Regions from separate parts of the Homo sapiens genome. Here region 2 is linked to region 1. A link is a loop called in an ENCODE intact Hi-C map of the cell type or tissue named here. Cell type or tissue: PC-3. All regions are shown on one strand. Each heading gives the region's core, and the rest is flanking DNA. Links, peaks and the distances in the headings are about the cores only.

Region 1 (12,060 bases), core at 1,605-9,604:
TTAAGTAGATAATATTTGCACAAGGTGAAAATTTAACATGTACGAAAAAGCACATAGGAAAACTAGGTCTCCCTCCACCCCTTGTCCCCTATCCACTCAAAGCTTCTACCCACAGGAAACCGATGTTACTCCTTTCTTTTGTATCCTTTCAGAGATGTTTTATGCATATTCAAGCACATTCTCACACACACACTTTCGTAAGCAGTAACACAATAACCTTCTGAACTTTCCTTTTTCACTATGTACCATGGAGATTGTTCCAGAACAGTGCAAGTAGAGCCACCTCGTTCTTTTTTACTGCTGCATAGATTTCCATTTCAGGTCTGTGCACAATACATTTATTCTCTAATCTATTATTAGATTATTTGTTTGCTTCCAATTTCATATCTATGGAATATGCATATCCTTGTACATATGATGTAATATTGCTAATAAGGAAGTTAGCTAAAGAATAAATTCTAAGACATGGAATTACTTGTCAACAATGCACATTTAAAATTTTGATACATGTTGCCAAATTGCTCTCCACAGATGTTCCATAAGTTTCTGCTTCCATCAGCAATGTAAGGAAGTGCCCAATTCCTCCTACCCCCACATTACTGAGAATCTTATCAAATTTTTTGATCTTTTCTGATTGGGTGAGTACTTAATGTATGTTTGAAAAATATGCATAAGGTTGACATATATTTAAAAGTTATTTATATGTCCTTTGTTCATAGGCTTTGCTCATTCTTGCTGTTTTTTTTCTTACTGGTTTTTTTTTTTTTTTTTTTGAGATGGAGTCTCACTCTGTTGCCCAGGCTGGAGTGCAGTGGTGCGATCTCGGCTCACTGCAAGCTCCGCCTCCCGGGTTCATGCCATTCTCCTGCCTCAGCCTCCCGTGTAGCTGGGACTACAGGTGCCCGCCACCACGCCTGGCTAATTTTTGTATTTTTTTTTTAGTAGAGATGGGGGTTTCACCATGTTAGCCAGGATGGTCTTGATCTCCTGACCTCGTGATCAGCCTGCCTCGGCCTCCCAGAGTGCTGGGATTAGAGGCATGAGCCACCACACCCAGCCTTTTTCTTACTGATTTGTGAGTTTTTTATGCGTTAAGAAAAACATCCTTGTCTGTAATCTGTGTCACAATATTTTTCTCATTTTGTCAATTATCTTTTGACTTTGTTCATGCTGATTTACTGACATGTATATAGATTTAAGGTCATTTTTATTTGGTCATATCTATTAATCTTTTCTATTATAGCTTCTGGGTTTTGTGTGATGTTTGGAAAGGCTCTCTCTACTTCTTTGTGGTTAAAGTTCTTTAATTTTTTCCTTCTACTAGTTTTATGGTTTCATTTTTTATGTTTAAATCTGACTCATTTGGAATTTACTTTTGTGTAAGTTGGGAACTAAGGTTCCATCTTAACATTTATTTTTTCCAAATAGTTACCTAGTGGTGCCGGCACCATTTATTAATCTTTCCCCTATTGATTAAAAATGCCACCTTTATAATCACATACTAAATCCCTGTATGTTTTAGGGTGAATATCTGGACTTTTGGAGTACAACTGAACCACTACCCTCATTCAGGTGGGGGCAGAGAGGCCAGAGCTCTGCACACTGGTTTCCTCTCTGGTTGCCAGCATTACCCCTGAAGTTGCTTTGGGGGAGATCTTGGGGTTCTGGGGAACAGAGTTTGGAAACTACCAGTCTGGACCACTCTTTTTTTTCACTGATGAAAATCTGTAGCTCGGTGTAATTAAGTGACTTAAAATAACATTCTGACATTGGCAAGTTGCCATATGTTCCCAATCCCCTAACCCCCACCATGTGCATGGAGTATATCATTGGTGTAGGAGGCTCACTGATATGAGAATCACAGGAGAGCCCACAGCTGCTGTTAGGGACTGCTATAGTGTCAGAAGGCCTCATCCATGTATTTGGGGGAAAGAATGTTCCAGAAAGAGGAAACAGCAAGTACAAAGTTTCTGAGCTACATATGTAGAGAGATATAGGTATAGGTATAGAAATAGTATAGATAATTTAGAAAGACAGAGATAGAGACAGACCTAGAGATTAGAATGTGCTTCAGCTAAGAATAGGACCATTTTTACTTAGCATGCTGTTCATAGTAATAAGTTGCTGTTATAATTTTCACAGCCAAAAATCCATACATGATGTTATTTGTATTGTTTATGTTGTTTTATATATTATTTTTATTTATGCTTATATTTTCACAGCCCTCCTAAATTGAGTGGAATGATTGCAAAGTGTTTCCAATAAATGAGGATACTCCACCCCTTACCCTCCAAAAGTCTTCTCTTCAATTTGGGTTTGGTGCCAGCAATTTAGTCTTGACTGATACAATAACATTTCAAATTTCTAGAAATAGTTGGGGGAGGGGAAGACTAGCCTGTGTTGTAGAGCTTTGAAGAGATAAAAATAGCTTTGCACCTGATGCCTCTCCCTGAGAAAGTAGTCAGCCCCAGAGAGTCCCAGTTCCACCTTCTTTTGAAATTATCTTAGAGGTAACCAATGGATCCCCTCCAGGAGGGACTGTCCATCCCCACCAGGTGCAGAGAATGAACCACTCCTTAAGTTTGCCTGGTAAATGGTTTGGAGTGTCACTGCTAGACATGGTGGCTGTGATGTCACTACTGTGTGTATCTTGAAAGGTCAATAAAGAATGAGTAAAACATTTGAAGAGGTTCTTATTCAACAACAATATTTGTTTAAAGGCTTGCCAAAAACACAAAACAAAGCCTTAAACCCCAAACCTTTAATAGTATAAAAATAACAAGGCTTAAGTCATAAACATTGGATTTCCAGAATTTAAAAAGATAATTTTTGAAAAAGGAATTACATCAAGAAAATTTTTTTTGAATTGACTGTCTTCTAAAACAAATTAAAAAAACAAAAACAAGAAAAGCAATTAAAAAAAACAGTTGCTAATGTTCAATCCGGAGAAATGGATGGATTCCAGTATTTTATTCACAAACAAGCTTCATCCAAATGGCAGAACAACAGGGGTCTGGCTTCTGCATGGCTCAGGCCTGAGTTTCTGAACCGGAGGGTATATGGTGAGGTTGGGATTAAGGGTTTTCCTGCCTCATTTAATTAGGGCCTAGTCACAGTTGCACCAGCAGTTGTTTTCACATCCAATTCTGTTGGCCTTATAGTCTGGGAAAATTCTCCCAACTCCAACAATGAACTGACTTGGAACTTGAGACTCTGCGGTGCTGATATTGACATCAGAAAATCTGGACACTGCTCCAGGGTTCTTTCATAAAGTCCGAGAGGTCATACTATTTTCATAGCAACATCAGGGCGTGATTTGCCTTTTTCACTCCCATTTTCTCACAAGTATACAAGGAGGTTTTCAGAGGCTGCATAATGTGTGATATCACAACAGCTTGAATGCAGGAGCAGATAGGAGAACCCAGCTGTCTTCTATTAAACCACATAGGAAAGAGATTTGCAAAAATGTAAAGCAATACTGCTCTTTCACCAAATATTTTTGTTTTGGAAAATGTGGTTATTTTTCATAGAATCTTATTTATGATAATGGATTTATTGTATTTTTAAAAGAATTAAAATATTTTGACTTTACTTATAATACACTAAATAAAAGATATCATGTATAAGCTCTTTAGGGTCCTCATAATTTTTGAGAGCTTATGTTAAGTTTAAATCTTGTCTAAAGAGGTTTAGAGACCATAAATTTTGAGAATTATGAGTCTATGGGATAGTGAAGGAAGATAAACACAAAATAACAATTAATATTTATTGAGTGCTTCCTGTTTGACAGGCACTGTGCTAAGAGCCTTACATGGATTGCCTCCTTTAATTCTCATAACCACCCCTCAGAGTAAATACCAGTGTTTCTTCTTTTATTTTTAAGAGACAGGGTCTCACTTTTCCACGCAGGCTGAAGTGCAGTGGCACAATCATAGCTCGGTGTAATCTTGAACTCCTGGGCTCAAGTGATCCTCCTGCCTTGGCCTCCCAAAATGCTGGGACTACAGGCGCGTGCCACCACGCCTGGCTTTAGTGTTCCTTCTTCTGCAATAGATGAGGAAACTGGAGCTTGGAGAGGATGTTACTTTCTCAAGGTCATAGAGCCAGAGAGTGGCAGAGGATGAAATTGAACCTGGGTGTGTGGCTGTAGCTCCCTTATTCTTAACCACTTGGTGACGGTCCTTCTAAAAGCCTGTCCCCCCAACCCCCAAACCACTGCACTAATGTGATGTAATGGAAGATTGTGATCTGGGAGGCAACGGGAGAGGATATTGTACTACAGACACTCAGAAAATCTTTCTCTCTCAGAGTCAGGGTTGGACTGGAACAACTGCTGGCCTCTCATGGTGTGTGCACACCACATGGGCAACTAGATCCTAAAATACAGTGACCCACACTGGTGTCCCTCCTCTTTTAAGTTGCTTTGGGAACAAAAGGGCCATGATTATTAAAAAGTCATAGTTTTGCAGGAAATGGAAGCCAAGACCCATTAACAGGGGTACAGCTAATGGGCATGGTGTATGAAAGAGGCAAGGGCCGCTTGGCATTGTTTTTCACTCTTAGATAAAGCCGGAAAGGACGTCAGAACAATGGCATGTTTTAGCCTAAAGAGAAAAAAAAGTATGTTTCTAATCTGAGGGAAAAATGATGGTGTGTTAAAGAATATGAATTAGTGGATGCTAAAGAGGTCTGTTATTACTCACAAGGGCTAATATTCACACAGAATTGAATTTGACTAGGCTGGCAGAAAAACTTCCAAATATTCCTTTCTGTCCAATGCAGGGATCAGGCATTATCGCCCCAAGGCAGATTTGCCTTAATTGGGCATACATTTGCGAACATTAGCATAATGCCTTTCCATTTCTTCTATTATCTTAACAAATTGCTTTACATTGGCTCTCCTATTGCCTTATCTTTCTTGCCAATAGCACTTGATGGCCCAGTGAAAGGCACTTGGACTTCCCTAAAGATATGCAAACTTCATTAGCCTTGGTTCTTTAAAGGTGTTAGGCTACGCTTTCAAGTCAAAAGTCTGGGATAGTGTCAAGGGATAGGGTGGACTGTCAGAGTAAGAGACACCATGGGTTTGCTGCTTGGCTTCCTTAGTTAACACACTGTGTTTTGCCATGTGAAGGGAGAACTGACAAGGTATTTGGGAACTGAAAAATCGTAGTTACAACTGAGTTCACAAAACTCTGAGCTGGAGTTGGACATGACATTACGGCTTCTCCTGGTAGACGACCTGTGTTCCTCAAGGTCTCCCAAAGGCATGACTAACCACTCTCCTCGGTGTTATCCCGATTCTCCAGTGAGCCATGACCTCATATTATTGACACTAAGAGCAATGTTCTCAGGCCAGGATGGGATTCTGGAGCTTCACAGACCAGTAAAGTCACATTCCTTCCCTCACGGAGTTTAAAGTCCCGCAGGGAAGGACAGTTGGGTGAACGAAAGGCAAACACCAAATGGTAAATGCACACTTGGGAGCTTCCTCTTCTTTGAGATAAGAAGGAAGGCTGAAGAAACAGGAATGTTGAGAAGCTGGTGTGGGGAAGTACAGCAGGTAGAGGTGGGAGAGAGTGACGGAATCTCTACTCCATTTGAACAGGAGATGGGAGTTTGGGCTGTAAGTGAAGGAGGTGGGGGAAATTGCGCTGCAGGAAAGAGAGAGAGAGGTGAAATGAAATAATTGCAGTGGACGTTGGAAATTTAAATCAGATTTAAAAATACTCCTGCCCCCTGGCTTAGGAAAAAAATGAACATAGGTAAGCCTTATCGAAATAAACATCTTCCTTCCATTTCATTTGTTCCTGTTTATGTTTGGAGGATTTGTATTTGATCAGATAGTTAATAAACAGATGAAATATGAGTACAAAGAGAAAGAGTTGCCGTTCCTATAAAATCTAAGATGAAAGCTTTGGAAAGGCTCGATAAAACTGAGTTACCAAAAAAGCATCATTGAATAAAAGGTGAGAGAGACAACTATAAGAGAAAAAAAATCATAAAAATCAGCGGAGGGAATTTTGTTTCACAAGTGTCTTAAGGTTCTCACCATATAATAAGCAAACGCTGGGCACTGTATATGATGTACAATGGTTTGGTTTGTGCAACAGAGACTAGCAGCAACTTGGTGGATCTGCATTCAGGAAAGAGACCCTGGCCATGCATCACATGATTGGTGAATACATGCGTAGTTAGGTGTATGTTCCAGGTTAAAGTGTTTAGTGAGCTCTGCATGTATAATTTTAATGATTCTCTGTTTTACTGACTTTTTTGATTTTTCAACCAATTCCCTGTCAGGTATGGTTGGATAAGAGGTATAAAAGGAGAGTAAAAAGGCTTGGGGTTTTGTTTTTCCCTCCTTCACTTGAAGTGAGCAGGAGTGTGATTATTTCATCTGACCACTAGATGTCACTATTGCTTCATGGAAATATTTTCCAGCTGCTTTGGCTCTAGCAATTTACGCTGGACATTTTACTCTTAACTGAGTGCTTGTGTGAGGAAAGGCAGAATGGGTCCCATTGTTACCTCCTTCACCTGTGCTCTAATCTAGTAAAGTTTAAAAAGTATATAGACGTGGCATTTGAATAAGGGGCACCCAGGTACAAAGTTCCCAGCTAAGGATCATTATTTCTTGAAGAATGACTTCGAAAACGGCTTCCTTTTATTTTATTTTTATTTTTATTTTTTGAGACGGAGTCTTGCTCTGTCACCCAGGCTGGGGTGCAGTGGCATGATCTTGGCTCACTGCAACCTCCACCTCCCGGGTTCAAGCAATACTCCTGCCTCAGCCTCCCAAGTAGCTGGGATTACAGGCGAGCGCCACCACGCCCGGCTAATTTTTGGATTTTTAGTAGAGACAGGGTTTCACTATGTTGGCCAGGCTGGTCTCGAACTCCTGACCTCAAGTGATCTGCCCGCCTCGGCCTCCCAAAGTGCTGGGATCACAGGCGTGAGCCACCTCACCTGGCCCAGCTTCCTTTTAAAACAAGTAGAGTGATTTATTGTAAGTAAGGGAAAATAAATGTTCTGTCTGATTTAGGGCATACACACTACCTTGTGTCCAGTGCAGGTCACTCTGTCATAACAAGCCCCACCAGGTGGCTATCCCTGGCTGCACAAAGGGTAAAGCTGCCGCTGAAGCCCAGCACCCCTCCCCAATGTGAGCCCCTACTCTATATGCTGAGGAATTCCTCAGGTCAGTAAAGTCACCTTCTGAGGAATTCCTCAGCATATAGAGTAGGGGCTCACATTGAGGAGGGAGGAGGGCCAGCCCTACAGTGTCCTGAGCTGGCCATGGAGATCCCCTCTACAGACCCTGACATCTGTTTCAGGGACCTCAGAGTTGAAAGAGCTCTTGGAGGTCACCTGCTTCAGTCTCCCACTTACTGCAAGCAATCCTTTGGTAACATCCTTGGTACATGAGTGCTCACCTGCTGGAACACTCTCTGTACTAAGATCCCTACTTGGTTGGGCGTTTCATTTCCTTGTGCGGCAGCACTGTTAGAAATCATATTCTATATTAAGCCAGAAGTTGCCTCCCTTCAACTTCCTTTAATCATTTTTCATGATTTCCAGACTCCTCATCAATTCAGGAGATAGGAAGGAAGGATGATGAAGGATTGATTCGGGATAATTCAGTCCTTATTTATTGAGCAGCTTTAGGGCCAAGGCCCTGTGCTAAGCAATCCAGAGCATCTCCTGGAGACAGTTGGGATTGTCAGTGTTCTTACTGTGTCTTTCCTGGAATGAGACATAACATTCCAGGTGAGGTCCAATTCATGCAAGGTATAGGGACAATTACTGCACTCGATCTGGAAGCTTCCATTGAATAAGATTATATCAACTTTTTATACACTATAACAATATTGGTTCATTTGTGGTTGAGGTAGATTTAAATTCCCAAGTCTTTTTTTTTCTCAGAATCAGTGTCAAGCAAATTTTTTTTTTCCATTGTGTACTGCTTATTTTTATTTATTTTTTGGAGACAGGGTCTCACTTTGTCATCCAGGCTGGAGTGCAGTGGTGCCATCCTGGCTCACTGCAATCTCAGCCTCCCAGGGTCAAGCGAACCTCCAGCCTCAGCCCACCAAGTATCTGGGACCACAGGCATGTGCCACCACACCCAGCTCATTTAAAAACATTTTTATAGAGCCGCGGTTTCTCCATGTTGCCCAGGCTGGCCTGGAACTCCTGAGCTCAAGCAATCTGCCTGCCTCAGCCTCCCAAAGTGCTAAGATTACAGGTGTGAGCCACTATGCCTGGCCGTGTACTGCTTATTTTTAAATTTAAATTTAATTTTAATTAAATTAATTTTTTTTTTTCTGAGATGGAGTCTCACTCTTGTCGCCCAGGTTGGAGTGCAATGGTGCGATCTCGGCCCACTGCAAACTCCACCTCCCGGGTTCAAGTGATTCTCCTGCCTCAGCCTCCTGAGTAGCTGGGATTACAGGTGCCCTCCACCATGCCTGGCTATTTTTTGGTATTTTTAGTAGAGACGGGGCTTCACCATGTTGGCCAGGCTGGTCTTGAACTCCTGACCTCAGGTGATCCACCTGCCTCGGCCTCCCAAAGTGCTGGGATTACAATCAGTTGTGAGCCACCATGCCTGCCTAATTTAATTTTTTGAGATGGGATCTTATTATGTTGTCCAAACTGCTGTCAAACTCCTGAGCTCAAGTAATCCTCCTGTCTCAGCCTTCTGAGTAGCCGAGATCCATCCTGTACTTTATTTATTATTTAATTTAACTGTTATTTTAAGTTCAGGGGTACGTGCGCAGGTTTGTTATATAGGTACACCTGTGTCATGGGGTTTGTTGTACAGATTATTTTCTCAAATGGTATTTCTATTTTTACGTCTTTGAGGAATTACCACACTGTTTTCCACAATGGTTGAACTAATTTACACCCCCAACAACAATGTATAAGCGTTCCTTTTTCTCCACAACTTCACCAGCGTCTGTTATTTTTTGACTTTTTAATAATAGCCATTCTGACTAGTGTGAAATGGTATCTCATTGTGGTTTTGATTTGCATTTCTCTAACGATCGGTGATGTTGAGCTTTTTTTTCATATGCTTGTTGGCAGCATAAATGTCTTCTTTTGAAAATGTCTATGCCCTTTGTCCACTTTTTAATGGAGTTGTTAGTTTTTCTCTTGTAAATTTGTTTAAGTTCCTTATAGATGCTGGATATTAGACCTTTGTCAGATGCATAGTTTGCAAAAATGTTCTCCCATTCTGTAGGTTGTCTGTTTACTCTGTTGGTAGTTTCCTTTGCTTTGCAGAAACTCTTTAGTTCAATTTATCCTGTAGTTTTTAAACAAAAATTTTCACCACAAACCTAGGTCTTTGTTCATCCATTCATTCAGTTAGTGGCTATTGAGTACTTCACAGTCATACCTGCCACTTAGCTAGGAGATATGACAATTAGTCTACCCTTTGTTCGTTTCTTGTTTTAGTGGACTCTCCCAGGATCCTGTCGTTCACAGATTTGAAACGTATGCTTGCTCTGACTTCATCCTAATTGCTAAAACATGACTGCTTGTGTTTGTTCTACAAGAACTTTAGATGCATCTGACTCATTTTTATGGACTCTGAGTCAATACCAAGGAATATGAATGAAATTTAGCTTGGATTTGGGATTCTATTTATCATCATGTAAAGATGATGCTTTATAATTTTTTTCGAATGGTGACTTAGTTCCACACTTTTAGTTAAATATGGTACACATAGATATGTGATTATCTCAAAGAATTTGCAGAATAATAGTGTGTATCAGGGAAATCAGAAGTGGGTAATATGAAAGCATGTGCCATCCTCCACTGCTGATAGTGCCTGGAGCTCAATTATTGTTTGAGGGAAATATGGCCTTGAAGACTTTTTGGGAATAAAACTTCTAGAAGCTTCTTCTGATTTAAAAGGGTGATCATAAGCAAAAAAGAGGCAGCCTCAGTTTTACAGGGGACTAAATGTTTCTGAGAAACCACTTATCTGTTGTGAGCTAGAACTATATCACACATCTCTTTTCTTACAAAGACACTGACTGGTTACAAGTCTGGTTTTGTTTATGCCTTGCTACAATAACCCATGAATGTCACACCGGCCAGCTAAATACTAATCTATATCAATGGAAGAAATAACCAAGTCAAGTGGTTCCAAGAACTCAGTAAGTGTTGGTCAAAACCCTTGAAATTAACCAAATAATTAATATATTGTCTGATAAAATACCAGATTATTAAATATTAGCCATTATGTGTTTAAAAGGGTTTGTTATGATGAAATTTAGAGTTAGAAATAGCTCCCCCAAGTTTTGGTCCTGAGCTACTCATTTTGGTAAATGACGAGATTAATATCATTAGACAATGTAATTACTATATTTCAGATATTAGTCATATGTGTCAGTTTGATATTTCTACATATATATGCCCTATTCATGCTATACCTAAGCTTCCAGTTTATTTAATTAAGTTGTGACCGTCATAAGTAGGAAAACACATGTTAAATGAAGATAAGAATCTGAACCACAAGAACTGCATGTGACAAATTAATGGGCAATATAATGCAGTGATGAAAGAGATATTTACATTGCAGGCTGCATTTGGAATGCAAATAGTTTGATTATACATTTCCTGGAAAAGTCTCTAAGAGGAATCTAGAATTTGAGGGAAACTTTTGACTCAGATTTTGTTCATAGACAGACTGTTTTTTACTCAGCTTATAGGATATGACACACACTTGGTTTTCCTTCTACCTCACTGATTCCTGCTTTTCAATCTCCTTTGCTGGTATTATATCAAATTTAGCCTAAAGCTGCCTCCTTACATATTTTAAGTTTGGTCTAAAGGTTTCTCTGTACCTTGTGAACCATAACAAGTGGAGGTGTAAACAGACCCATATCCTACAGTTGTGCCAATCACCGAGTCTTGGCCAATCAAATGTAGCCAACTGTTCAAACCATGTTCAAATAAGGCAAATGCTGAGCCGTAACCAATCCAGCTGTTTTTGTACCTCACTTCCATTACCTATTCATCACTTTCCTTTTTCTGTCCATGAATCTTCTTCCCCCATGTGGCTGCGCTGGAATCTCAGAGCCTATTCTGGCTCAGAAGGCTGCCTGGTTGACGAATCATTCATTGCTCAGTTAAACTCCATTACGTTTAATTCAGCTGAAGTTTTTATCACTGGTTTCTCCTTTTCTTCCCATCCATTTAATACTGAGGTGCCTTGGGGCTCAGCCCTAGCCCCTCTTTATCTATATCTACTCCCTTGGTGACCTGTTCCAGGTTCATGTCTTTAAATACCGTCTTTATGCCAACAAGTCCCAAATGTGTGCCTTTAGTCCAGAACTCCCTCTGAGTACCAGACACAAGAACATCCAAATATGAACTCCTGATCTTCCTTCCAAACCTGCCCCCCTCAGCTTTTTCATCTCAGTTGATGATAACTAAGCGTAGCAGTTTATTAGGTCAGAAAAGTGACAAGAGACTTGCAGAGACTTGTGTGGAGTTTGAGTTTTCTCTGAATAAGTTAAGAAGACAGAGTGTTTTGAGCAAGAAGTGGAATTATCTGGCATATTTTAAAGGGCTCATTCTGGTTGTTTTGCAGAGAGTAGACAGTGGAGGCACAAAGATATATCAGGAGAGACCAGTTAGGAGGCTGCTGCGACGACCCAGGTGTGAGATCATGATGACTTGGATCAGGGTAGTAGTAGTGGTAAGAAGTGGTCAGATTCTGGATGTGTTTTCAAGGTAGAGTTAATAGGATTTCTTGGCAGGATGCAGGATGTGAAAGAAAGAGAAGTCAGGGATTATTCCAAGACTTTTAGTTTGAGCAACTGGAAGAGTGGTGTTACCTTCAGCTGAGATGGGGAAGATTGCATAGGGAGTTTGGGATGTCCACTAGATATTGAAGCAAAATGTTTGAATGGGAATTTGAACATTTTAGTCCATTTGAAGTTCAAGAGAGAGGTCTGGACTGGATATGTAAAACTGGGAATCATTGGCATATAGATAGTATTTAAAACCTCAGACTGGAAGAGATCACTAAGGTCTAAGACACTT
Region 2 (12,060 bases), core at 2,654-10,653, 1.2 Mb after region 1:
GAGAGAGCATATATATAGCATATATATATAGCATATATATAGCATATATATATATAGCAAATATATATATATATATAAAGACAGAGAGAGTGCTTTGTACCATTCTTGCAACTTCTTGTTAAGTTTAGAACTTGTAAAATTTAAAAAAAAATTTTCTTTTTCTTTTTCTTTTTTTGTAAATCCAACCACTTTCTTCGTGACCTTTGGCAAGTCATTGGACTTCTTTGAGTTTGTTTTGTTTTGTGAAAATAGGAAAATAATTGAGTAGTTTTGTTGAAATGATAAAAATGAGACAGTATATACAAAAACACTTAGCATTTATTAGATGATTAATAAATACTAGTTTCCTTTTTTCTTTTCAACCTGCTTATCTAATACTCTGAACTTGATCTGTGGGTGGCAGGAGGAATAGCATGACATGTTTTGTTTCACAAAGTGAACAAGTGTCAGTGTTAGAAACATTCCAGAAACTTCACACTCAGGGCTTTATTTTGGGTGACCTTTTAATCTGCTTAGGAATTATTTCATAGGTCAGTGTTTTCCAAAATCAGGGTCCATAGATGTATTCTTGGAGGTCCAGAGAGCTCTCTGGAGTTATCTTTGTGTGTTTTCATTTAAACTATAATAAAATTAATATTCTCTTATTAGCATGATCAGATTTAATTGACTGATGTCAGTGTCCATATGTGCAATGTCTTTGAAATTTTCAGAGCCCACATTTACAATTGCCTAAACACCAAATAGTTCTACTTTTATTATCATGGGTGAATGAGAAAAAGAAGTAGACTCTATAAGTTATTGTGCATTTGCACCAAGTGAAGGCCACTGCTAACAAATATGGAATCTTTGCATGACTACAAAAAAGATATGCCTTACCTCTGCCTTTCAAACAAACTGTCTTGCTATAAACAATAAACCTAATAAAGTAGTAAGTTATATGTTGCTTAAAGGTGATAAGTGTTATGAAAAGAGAGAAGGCAGAATAGGTTAAGGAGAATCAGGAGTACTAGAGCAGGACTGGGGAGGGGTGTCAGGTTGCAATATTAAATGTATTGGCCAGAGTTGGTCCCATTAGGAAGGCAACATTCAGCAAAGATTAGCAGGTGAGAGAGATATCTGGGGCAAATATCTGAGAGCAGCAGATACCTAGAGGACAAGTTCTTGAGAAAGAGAAAGCTATGTCACTAAAGCAAGAGTATGGCTGATATGTTTAAGAAACAGCAAGGAGTCCAGAATGGCTGGAGCAGAGTAAGTGAAGAAGAGAACAGCAGGAGATGATTGTCAGAGAAATAAAGTGTAGAAAAATGATAGGGCATTGTAAGGATTTGGGCTTTTAGTTTAGATGGAATGAGGTTTTGAGCAGAAGATAACTGGATATGAATTACATTCCAAAAGGATCGCTCTGAGTAGACAATAGGTCGGCAAAGTAAGAACAAGGAGACCTATTTGGAGGCTATCTTAGTGGTCCAGATGAGAGATGACCATGGCGTAGACAAAGATGGTAATTAGTGAGGATGCTAAAAAGTGGTAAGATGCTGATTCAGTTCTGAAAGTAGAACCAATCACATTTGTCAAGAAATTGTATAAAGATGTGAGAGAAAGAGAAGATTCAATGATGACTCCAAGGATGTTGGCCTAAATGATTGGAGGATGGATTTTCCACTTTGAGAGAAGGCTGTAGGTAGAGCAATTTTGGAAGGGACACACTTGAGTTTGAGACATCTGTTAGACATTCAAGGGGATTTTGCCTCTGGAGCTCAGGAGAGCTGGTCGGAGATGGAACCATGGGTGTCCTCAGTATTTACAGCTATGAGAGTAGTCAATGGAAAGGAATGAGCCCTGGGACTCTCCAATGGTGAGTGCTTGTGGAGAGAAGAAGGAGCCACAAAGGAAATTGAGAGGGAAGCTCCAGTGAGACAGGCAGAAAACCATGAGTGAAGTGTCTTGGAATCCAGATGAAGAGTGGCATTATAAGTCCAACTCTCCACTGGCATAGTTGGAATGTGTCCCTTCCAGTGGGATTAGGTGCCCTTATAAAGAGGCTTGACAGAAGGAGTTCATTCCTTCTTGCACTTCCACCTTCTGCCATGTGAGGACACAGCACTCTTCCCCTCTAGATAATGCAGCCCTCACCAGATACCAGATGCCAGTGCCTTGATTTTGGCTTCCCAGCCTCCAGAAGTGTGAGAAATAAATTTCTAGGATTTATAAATCACCAAGTCCCTATAAATCATCCAGGTATTTTGTTATAGCAGCACAAATGGACTAAGACATTTATTAACCTGTAAGAAGGCTATACATCCATGCCACTTGCCATGCAGCTTCACAGCGCCCTCCCACTGTGGGTGAAGGTACTTTCCCACCCCCGCACTGGGCTTGGGTATGTGACTTGTGTTGGTAGGTATGAATGAAACAGAGGCTTGAAGTGGACTTGCCTTGTTTCTTTTATCTCTTGCATTCCTGGCATTTTCCTTGAAAAGGACATGTCCTGGATAGCTGCTGATTGAGGGAGAATGAAAGACTCATGGGGCACACCTGAACCCAATGTATAGTTTAAACCTATCTGCCCTCATCTAACCAGCAGACCTGTGAGCATAAGAAAGCAATGCTTATTTTTATAAGCCACTGAGTTTGAGCTGATTGTTATAACAATAATAAGCTTGCTGGCTTATTATTATAAGCCACTGAGCTCCTCATGCAACATCATTTCAGTTAACTGTGTCCCCAGTTACACAAGTCCCCCAGAAACACTTATACCACCCAAAGAAAAGGAGAGTCTCCCTACCTTGATCCGACCTGACTTTACTTGATTTAAATAGATGTAACATTTCTTCCACCTGCATGATGTGGCAAAAATTTGTTCCTGCTGATGCATGCGTGTGTGTGTGTGTGTGTGTGTGTGTGTGTGTGTGAATATTTCTCAGTCCACGCCCATGGTCATGCTTTAGAGCCACTAGATTAGATGACCTCTAAGGTTTCTTCCAAATCTAAAATTTCATGATTCTGTATCATCCAGTTCATGCCATTTGTTCACTGCTTCACCTGTATCTCCTCCATTCTGGCAGCTTCTGCTTCAAGTTAATTGGAGGTCATTGTCTGCCCCCTCTGCTTTAGTGTCATTATTTCTGAGATCCTTTGCAACCAGAAAAGGCAAGAGGCCTCCACCCATCCAGAGGTTTGTATCACAGCCTTAAGATAAGAGGGCAAGGGACGAGTACAGAGATGGAGTGCATGTGGTGTGAATAATCCCACGGTGTGGGGAGGAGCAGTAGGAACAGTTGTTGCTGGAGGATACCAACCTTGATCCTAGACTTCCAAATCAAATTGCTGCTTGCAATGGGTTAAGTCAGCTCTGGGAAATAGGGCAAATAGATTTGCCATTTGAATAGAGAGTATACAACAAAGGAAGAAATGTACGTAACTATGTGGAATATTGGAAAGTCTCATCATCATGGATATCCCACTGACATCTTGGAAATTCCTAGACAGGGCCTGTCATTAAATACAGGTGGATATTGGGAGAATAAGTGCTGTGTGCTCTCTCTGTCTGTCTCTGTTTCCGTCTCTCTCTCTCTCTCCTCTCTCTCGCTGTCTCTCTCTCTCTCACACACACACAGACGCGCGCGTGCACGTGCACACACACACATACACAGAGAAGCTTCCTATAACTTCTGGGGAGCATACAAAGTTAATGGGATATAAATTCCATCTTTTAAGGAACTCCTGGGTCCTTTTTTAAAAAAAGAAAATTTTAGAGAGAGTCTCTCTCTGTCTCCCAGGCTGGAGTGCAGTGACGTGATCATAGCTCACTGCAGCCTCAAACTCCTTGATTCAAGCAATCCTCCAATCTCAGCCTCTTGAGTAGCTGGTAGTAAAGGTGTGCACAACCACACCTGGCTAATTTTTTTTTAAATTTTGTAGAGAACCTCGTCCATGATGAGCACTTTTAGAGTTACAATTCATAAGGTGTCAACATAGAAAGCAGACTGGCATTCACATTAGCCATGAAAAGACTCTTTCTATCTAAATAGCTTAAAGTTTACTGGATTAAAAAGGAATTTCCTTCTTTATCTATAGAGATTATAGAATTGCTTCTTTTGTGATTTCCTTCTCTGTCTCTCCCGGAAGGCTGATCTACTCCTACTTGATTCTTACTGATCCAAATCATCCTACTCCAAAGAAGCTGAGTTGAGGTTTAGACAGACCACAGACTCTGTTTTATTGTCTCACTACTATAAAAGAGGGATAAAGATCCAATAAGCACTGCTCACTTTTCTTGAACATCTTGAGACCCTGGTCTCTTTCATTGGTAACCTTTAATTCTGGTTCAAGTGGTGAGAATGTATGTGTGTGCACATGCAAATGCATATGTTAGAAATGAGAATACTTTTTAAAGCACAAAATAAACTTTTCAGAAGCTTACCCGATATTAAGTCACTCTGGGAAGCCATATGCTTATTGCAATTTTGAGGCATTCATTCATCAGCAAGGTTTTGAAGGCTGGCTACACTGAGTGGAATATGGTCATTTAACAATGTAATCTTTGTAAGGGTCATCAATCTCATTTGAATAAATATATCAGTTAAATAGATCAATTTCAGTTAAATAAAATTATGGTACATACATAAGATGGAAAGTATTTCCAACTCTGAAGCTCTTAAAGAGAATTATTTAGCCCACCTCCAAGATATGCTGTTAAGTGAAAAAAGACAGACGCAACAGTGTGTTTCGTGAGCTACCATTTATGTAAGGAAAAAAAGGATATATATGTATATGCTTATATTATAAAAGCCCAAAACGTTTCTGAAAGACTACATAGGAAACTATAACTGTGGTTGCCTGTGGGAGGGTGGCCCCAGACAAGGCATGAAACCAGAGAAATGTATTTGCGACTGTGTATTTGAATTTGTCGTACATGTATATATTTTGCCTATTCAACAACAACAAAAAACTCAAAATAATAAAAAAGAAGTCATCTTTAGTCCTATCTTTAGTAGTTATGTGGTAGAGCACTCTACTGACATGAGGCTGGGCTTTGGGATCAGACAGGTGAAAATTTGGATCCAGGAAGGGCTCCGTGGCTCACGCCTGTAATCCCAGCACCTTGGGAGGTAAGAGGGGAAGATCGCTTGAGCTCAGGAGTTTGAGACCAGCCTGGGCAACATAGTGAGACATCCATCTTTATTTCTATTAAAAAATAATAATAATAAAATAAAATAAAAATAAATAAATAAAAGATTTGAATCCACATGTTAACTGGGAGACTTCCTGGAGGTGCCTTACCTTCTCTGACTACCCATTTACTTCTATGTAAAATGAGGAAAATGATAACCACCTAAAAGGATGGCATCCAGGATTAAGAAAAATAATGAAAGGAAAGACCCAATAGGCACTCAGAAAACTTTATTCCTCTTTCCTCCCTGCATGTAGGAAGGATCCTGGATTGGTTATATGATGTCGTTAGTAATTTTTTTTTTTTTTTTTTTTTGAGACGGAGTTTCACTCTTGTTGCCCAGACTTGAGTGCAATGGCGCCATCTCGGCTCACTGCAACCTCTGCCTCCCAGATTCAAGTGATTCTCCTGTCTCAGCCTCTGAGACAGTAGCTGGGATTACAGGCACATGCTACCATGTCTGGCTAATTTTTTTGTATTTTTAGTAAAGACGGGTTTCATCATATTGGTCAGGCTGGCCTCGAACTCCTGACCTCACGTGATTCGCCCACCCTAGCCTCCCAAATTGCTGGGCGCCCGGCCTGCCCTTAGTAATTTTTAAAGAGTTAATTGATTGCAGCCTGTTTACATTCAAAAATCTTTGATAAGAAGTGCCTCCATGTGCTACAGGAACAGATCCTGGGAGCCGACCTCGGTGCCTCAAAACCAAGATCCCAGCTGAAGCATTGTCTTGGAAGGAAGGTGGGTGTGAAGAAAAAAAGGAAAGAAAGGAAAAAGCAATTTTTTCTCTTTGTCTCAGTGCATGAAATTTCACCATTAAAGTTCTCTCTTTTATATCTTGGTGGCTAGTAAATCCCTAACAGCCCTAATATAGATGATATTTAAACCTCATCTGCTAACACTTTGCAGGGAATTCGTTTAAGCAATTAAAATCTTCCCTTTCCTCAAACACCGCCATCCGTAAAACAGAGAACCGTGAAAGGGAAGGCCGATGGCCCTCTAGTCTAGTCCAAACTGCAACCTGATAAGATTTTAGAAGTCACTCCTTCCTCAAGACCCTTTACTGCCATCTGCTGGAAAAATTTGGTATTAACACACAGATTGCCCTATGACTACAAGACAATGGACCCTCTGGGATTGTGCAACAAACACACCGCTTGCAGAACTGTGAGCAATGCCCCAAAACAAGCTTCACAGTTTTGCCAAGGGCTGGCACTACTGCAGCACAGCCGCCCTTGATCGGTTGCTGTCCCTTCAGGCGTGCGTCCCATGTGAATTCTTTCCTGCCAGGACTTTCCTTGATAACTCTTGTCCATCCATGGTACTAGATGATTATAGCTCCCTTTCTCCAGAACCTCTAGAATGGAATATCTGCAGGGCCCCTTCAGACCATTTCAAAGACCCCTTTAGGTGTCCACGACCTCCCCAGGTGAAAAATTTTTTAAGGAATGTGAATTCATTTTTCCATCATTACTTGAGGCAGCACCATAAATTGTGACAGTGGAGGCCTAATGGAATGCAGCATCGCACGCGAGCCCCATGGATGGGAAACAGACCTGATTAGGTGCCATCAAAACAACACAACTGACCATTGGAAACTCTGCTGAGGTCTCAGGTGCTGAGGAGCAGGAGAGAAGAAGAGAAAGAAGTCCTGTGGGGCTCACACAGCCGGCCAGCCTCTCATCTCAAAGACAGAAACGAGGTTTGGCTTCATTCTTTTCTGCCCACTGATTGCTTTATTTCAAATTACCCTAACTACTTAGCATGGCAAATTAAGTTAAAACCCCCAAAAGTTTGCGGAGAATGTCATCTAATCTGATTAAAAGGAATAGTCCCGTCACAAGCTAGGGAGGAAATGGAAATTACTCTGAGTGCAGTGCTATTAAATAATTTGCATAGACTTGCATATGGTATACATCAGAAAAGCATATGCTCTTTAGATTTAATGAAATAATTTTCCCTTTCTAAAGACTCTTACAGTCTCTGTCCTTCCCTATCTGTCTTTTCCTCTTCCCAGCTGTCTCTTTTTGAATGCTAAAATTATTTCATGAGGAGGGTACATAGCAATGCACAAATTACATGAAATATGTTAATAATCTTCCTGCTGGCAGGGCTGGGAGGCCCTGAAACTGCATTGCCAAACTTCCCAAATGTCCCCCTTGTCAATCTCACATAATTAAAGGCTCCCTTTACAACCTTAAAAGGTTCCGTTTGATTCATTTGGGGCTTCCATTGATGGGGGAAGGGTGGTTAAAACCAATCCTTTGGCTCTACTTTCCCAAATAATGTCTTCCTAACTCTATGCAATAGCATCTAAATCAAAATGAAAATGAAAGGAAAAATTGCCATCATGCCCATGTCATCTACATCAGTTGAGTCTGTGACACTGCCATTGAGGTTGCACACATACAATAATCATCCTTGAAAGATTTTTGTGCCTGCTCTGCTTTTCAGGATTCAAAACCCTTGACAAATGTTAGCTGCTATTAAAGCATCACCCCCATTCTATCAATGGAAACAAGGAAGCCCAGATAGGGGAGTATGATGGGCTAGTGGCTATTGGCCGGGGAAGGGAAGGGGAGGGGAGATGAAATCTAACTATTTTTGTATTCTCTATGGATATTCACTAGTTTTTTAGTAATATTTTAGCAGATCTCATGTTCAGTTGTAATGTAGCCAACAGAGGAATTCTAGTGAATTCCCCAACAAAATTACATTAGGATCAAATGTGATCGTTATAAACACTATCCAGATGTTGGGGATGGACTGGATATAACTCTTTAAGCCCCAAATTACAGTATAATAAATGCAAGCATGGGGATCTGCCAATACATCTGAACTTCGTGTCGGAAACCAGGTCTGACCTTAATTTAACTCTGTAAGGACCTAAGAATTTCCCCACTTGTATAGTTAGGATGCATTCAAACATCTCCAAGTGCCATATTGTCATGAGTTTTATCACTTACTTGAAGCATGACCATATCAGATTCTGGAGTCAAGCCAATCTTAATGCAAGCATTTTATTAACACATTTAGAAAGGAAACAGAATCACAACTAGAAATAACTATTGAGGTTATGAAACAAACCTGTGAAATGAAATACAATATAATATTAAAATCACATTTGTCCTTGGTAAATCTCAGGGAGTTAAGATAGTATAATAAGCACACACTAAAATATTGTACTACGTAAACCAGCAATGCAAATTACTACAGGCCCACAGAGAAAGATATAATTTGGCAAGAAAAAATTTCATCTTCTGCTCCTGAAATCTTTTCATTATGCAGGGTTGTTAGAAATTGATAACTTTGTGTGATAGCTCAAGATCAGGACCGAATATATCATAATTAGAATATCAGTGGTTATAGGGAAGATAAATAGTTCAAATATTCTAGTGTCAAATATTTTAAAATAATAGGCCCTTTGGAAAGCTGGAATCAATAGACTAACCAATTTATTAAGTAGTAAACTATGGGATGACTGCTATCTGTGTGATATCATGTTGGGTAATGCTGGAAGAAACAGAAAGTAAAAAGAAAGATTTTAAGGAGTTCCAAATATGTATCAGGTCCTTTAAGAAATGCATGTTCTTTATCTGATTTTAATGTAGGATGTATCAAACCACAGAATGGTCTCCTCCCTGGAGAAACTTAAAATATAGTGCCAAAGTTATGAAATATACAACCCCCCAAAATTCAGAAGTTAAACCATCAAACAAAATAATAGATGTCATGGCCGAGTGTGGTGGCTCACGCCTGTAATCCCAGCACTTTGGGAGGCCGAGGTGGGCAGATCACCTGAAGTTAGGAGTTCGAGACCAGCCTGACCAACATGGCAAAACCCCATCTCTACTAAAAATACAAAAAAAATTAGCCGGGCTTGGTGCCACATGCCTGTAGTCCCAGCTACTCAGGAGGCTGAGGCAGGAGAATTGCTTGAACCCAGGATCCAGAGGTTGCAGTGAGCTGAGATTGCACCACTGCACTCCAGCTTGGGTGACAGAGCAAGACTCCATCTCAAAAATAATAATAATAATAATAATAATAATAATAATAATAATAATAGATGTCACAAGTCAGCATAAGTAAAGCATTGAGGGTCTCTGTGCATCTCCCACCACCAACTCTCCAAATGAAAAAAGCTATTTGTATCAGTTGAAAAGTATTGAAAACACCTGAAATCTGCTACCAAAAATGTGAATGCTATGTCATAATTGTTTACCAAGAGTTTTTTTAAATCATTCTTTTTTTACAAAAAAAGTAAAAATTTATCATTATCACATTCATACAGCCTGTGAATCTCCCTTTGCTCCTTCCTGCTCCCAGCCCCTTATGTTTTTGTCACTTGTTATATGACATTGAGGTAGACCAACAAAAAAAGAGTTCTCAGAATGGGAAATTTGAGTGAGCTGGCACTGTGGGCCTCAAAATCATCTCAGAGGAATAATCAGAAGAATATATATCTGTCCATTGACAGATAACCTGATACACAATGTGTGATATATGCATACAATGAGATATTCCTTGGCCTTAAAAAGGAATGAAGTACTGATGCATACTACAAGATGGATAATAGAGAACCTTGAAAACGTGATGCTGAGTGAAAGAAGCCAGACACACAAGGACAAATATTCCATGATTCCCTTTATATGAGGTATCTAGAGTAGTCAAATTCAGAGAGAGCAAGCAGAATAGTGGAGACTAGGGGTGGAGGGAGGGGAGAATGGGGGGTAATTGTTTAATGGGTGCAGAGTTTCTGTTTGAAATGATAAAAAATTCTGGAAACAGTAGTGACAGTGGTGATGATTGCACCACGCTGTGAAGGTACTTAATGCCACTGAATTGCACACTTAGAAATCGTTAAAAAGATAAATGTTTATGTTTGTATATTTTACCACAATAAAATATCTACTGTTTTCTCTCAGGAAAAAGCAGTAGAAGCCAAGATGCCCTGGCAGTGACAGCCATGGAGTGTGTGAGGAAAAGAGATTACAGAGCGTAAGTGGCATGGGTTTACCTAAGGCAGTTTCCTCCCAGGGCCGGTCAGTGTGTGTCAAACAAAAGGGACTGTCTAGCTAGAGATCACTTTAGAAGTGTCTGACCCATCTAAAGGCAACAATCTCATCAAAAAAACAAAGCAGAACACTGTACAAAGTCTCTCCAGGGCAAGGGTACCAATTTGTCACTCCTGGTATTAGACATCAATATAATGTTAGACCTGCCAGATTGCAGTGGTTGTGAAATCAACTGGAAGTGAAGAAATGGAAGAGAGTATGCTAAGAAGCTTCAATTTGGTCTTGCAGCCATGGGAAGTTTCCTAGCAGGAGAATGACTTACTGAAAGGAATGTTTTAAAAGGCTTAAATTTTACAACCCTTCAAGGGTACCCCAGACAAGCACTCACTCACTCCTGGAAGGATTACTAATTGTTTCAGCCTTTCAGGAGAGCAGTTTGGCAATACAGATAAGGAGTCTTAAAGAAAAGTTCATACTCTTCTAGAACCCTTCCTCAAGAATATAATCAGATAAGGATTAGACTTACATGTAAGGTCATTAATATTACAGAGAAGTATTTTAATAGCAAAAATAAAAAGTTTTTTCAGAAAAAAATTAAATGTCCAAAAGTAGACAAATAAAAAAATATATAGTTTATCACAAGACAGAATGAGGGAACTTTTCAAACAACACTCTTAAAAAATTTCCAGCAGCATGGGAAAAAAATCCCCATGATATAAAGTTAAGAAAGCAGAATATAAAATTATACAGTATTAAGACAATTATGAAAATATACACAGAGCTACACATTCTCTGGGTGGTTGGATTATGAATTATTTATTTCATTTATACTTTCTTGGGTTTTAAAATTTTCTCCAACATACATGTGTTACTTTTATGAGAAAAAACAACAAAAGTTATGGAAAGAAAAAGAAGTTGACAACCACACAAGATGAATTAGAAGGGAAAGAGTAGAGACAAAAACAAAAAAAATCTGGCCTTTGATGGAGGGCATGGGGGAGGGGGGAAGTTTGTTACTGCTGTTTTGTTTTGTTTCAAGTAAAAGATGTTATACTACCTGTGGAACAAAGAGGCACAGCCACCAATGGGAAAGGATTGGTTATTAACTACGGCAGAAACAGACCTACAGAAAAGATCACTAGTCACACACCATAGCTTTATTTAACAACCCCTCTTTTATAGAAAAGAATACAATTAATTTTGACATTAGTCCAAATGTTATTATTTGTGTGGTTAATTGTCACCTATTTATGGTTTTGAAAAAGATTGGTCTGTGAATACAAAGACTCTTGGGCTCCTGGTCTCTGCCATGAACTACTAACCTCTTGGGGAAATTGGCCTCAGTTTCCTCATCTGTTAAGAAGCACAAGTTAAAATAGATGATCTCTAAAACGTTTTCCAGCCTTAAATGCTATGACTATTTTAGTCCATATTAATTTCCTATTAATGAAACCAACCTGTAAGTGTATTTTCAGCTAGACCACCCACCAAATCAAACTAAATTGGAATGTCTTTACATGTGCCAGTATTCTAGGTGCCATATTAAATTAAAACAGAGTTCTTTCTCCAGCATTTAACATTTTCAAAAATTGTTTGTAGACTTAAGGGAAAAGTGAGTTATGAGATTTGTGAAAAAAGCTCTACAATGGGACAATCTTTTTTTTTTTTTAAGTCCAAAGACTAAAAGAAGCTTAGTTGAGGTGGCAGATGGGGAACACACCTAAACATACAAACAACCTTTTGGTACCACCTGCCTTGCATTGATACAGAGTGAGGGTAAGCTTGTCTATTTTTTTTTTTTTTAATACAACTGCCTTCCAATAAGAAACTTGGAGGGATTCTCCAAATATAAAATGCAACAGGATGGAAACA

What was found. Hi-C counts contacts between places; a loop is a spot of excess contacts. Peaks named below come from ENCODE experiments on the same cell type or tissue, not always from the same donor. Only the 100,000 strongest peaks of a DNase experiment are listed, where the experiment ranks them.
Region 2: it touches region 1 in a loop (15-fold over the local background); 49 of 110 quality-filtered maps call a loop at or near these places.

What each region holds. Positions count from the first base shown.
Region 1 is chr12:64,884,663-64,896,722 of GRCh38, forward strand. All of the region lies in intron 1 of LINC02389 (long intergenic non-protein coding RNA 2389), which reads left to right. Among named protein-coding and RNA genes, the nearest start is that of LINC02389, 6.9 kb to the left of the region's middle. RefSeq lists enhancers at 4,191-4,833, 4,834-5,475. In PC-3, for the core only: a CTCF peak has its summit at 6,398 (motif pointing right); DNase peaks (open chromatin) are centred at 5,379, 6,429 and 9,529; H3K4me3 peaks cover 1,012 bases; H3K27ac peaks cover 1,105 bases.
Region 2 is chr12:66,101,345-66,113,404 of GRCh38, forward strand. No RefSeq gene overlaps it. Among named protein-coding and RNA genes, the nearest start is that of LLPH, 23 kb to the right of the region's middle. RefSeq lists an enhancer at 5,946-6,447. In PC-3, for the core only: a CTCF peak has its summit at 6,250 (motif pointing left); a DNase peak (open chromatin) is centred at 6,257; H3K4me3 peaks cover 355 bases.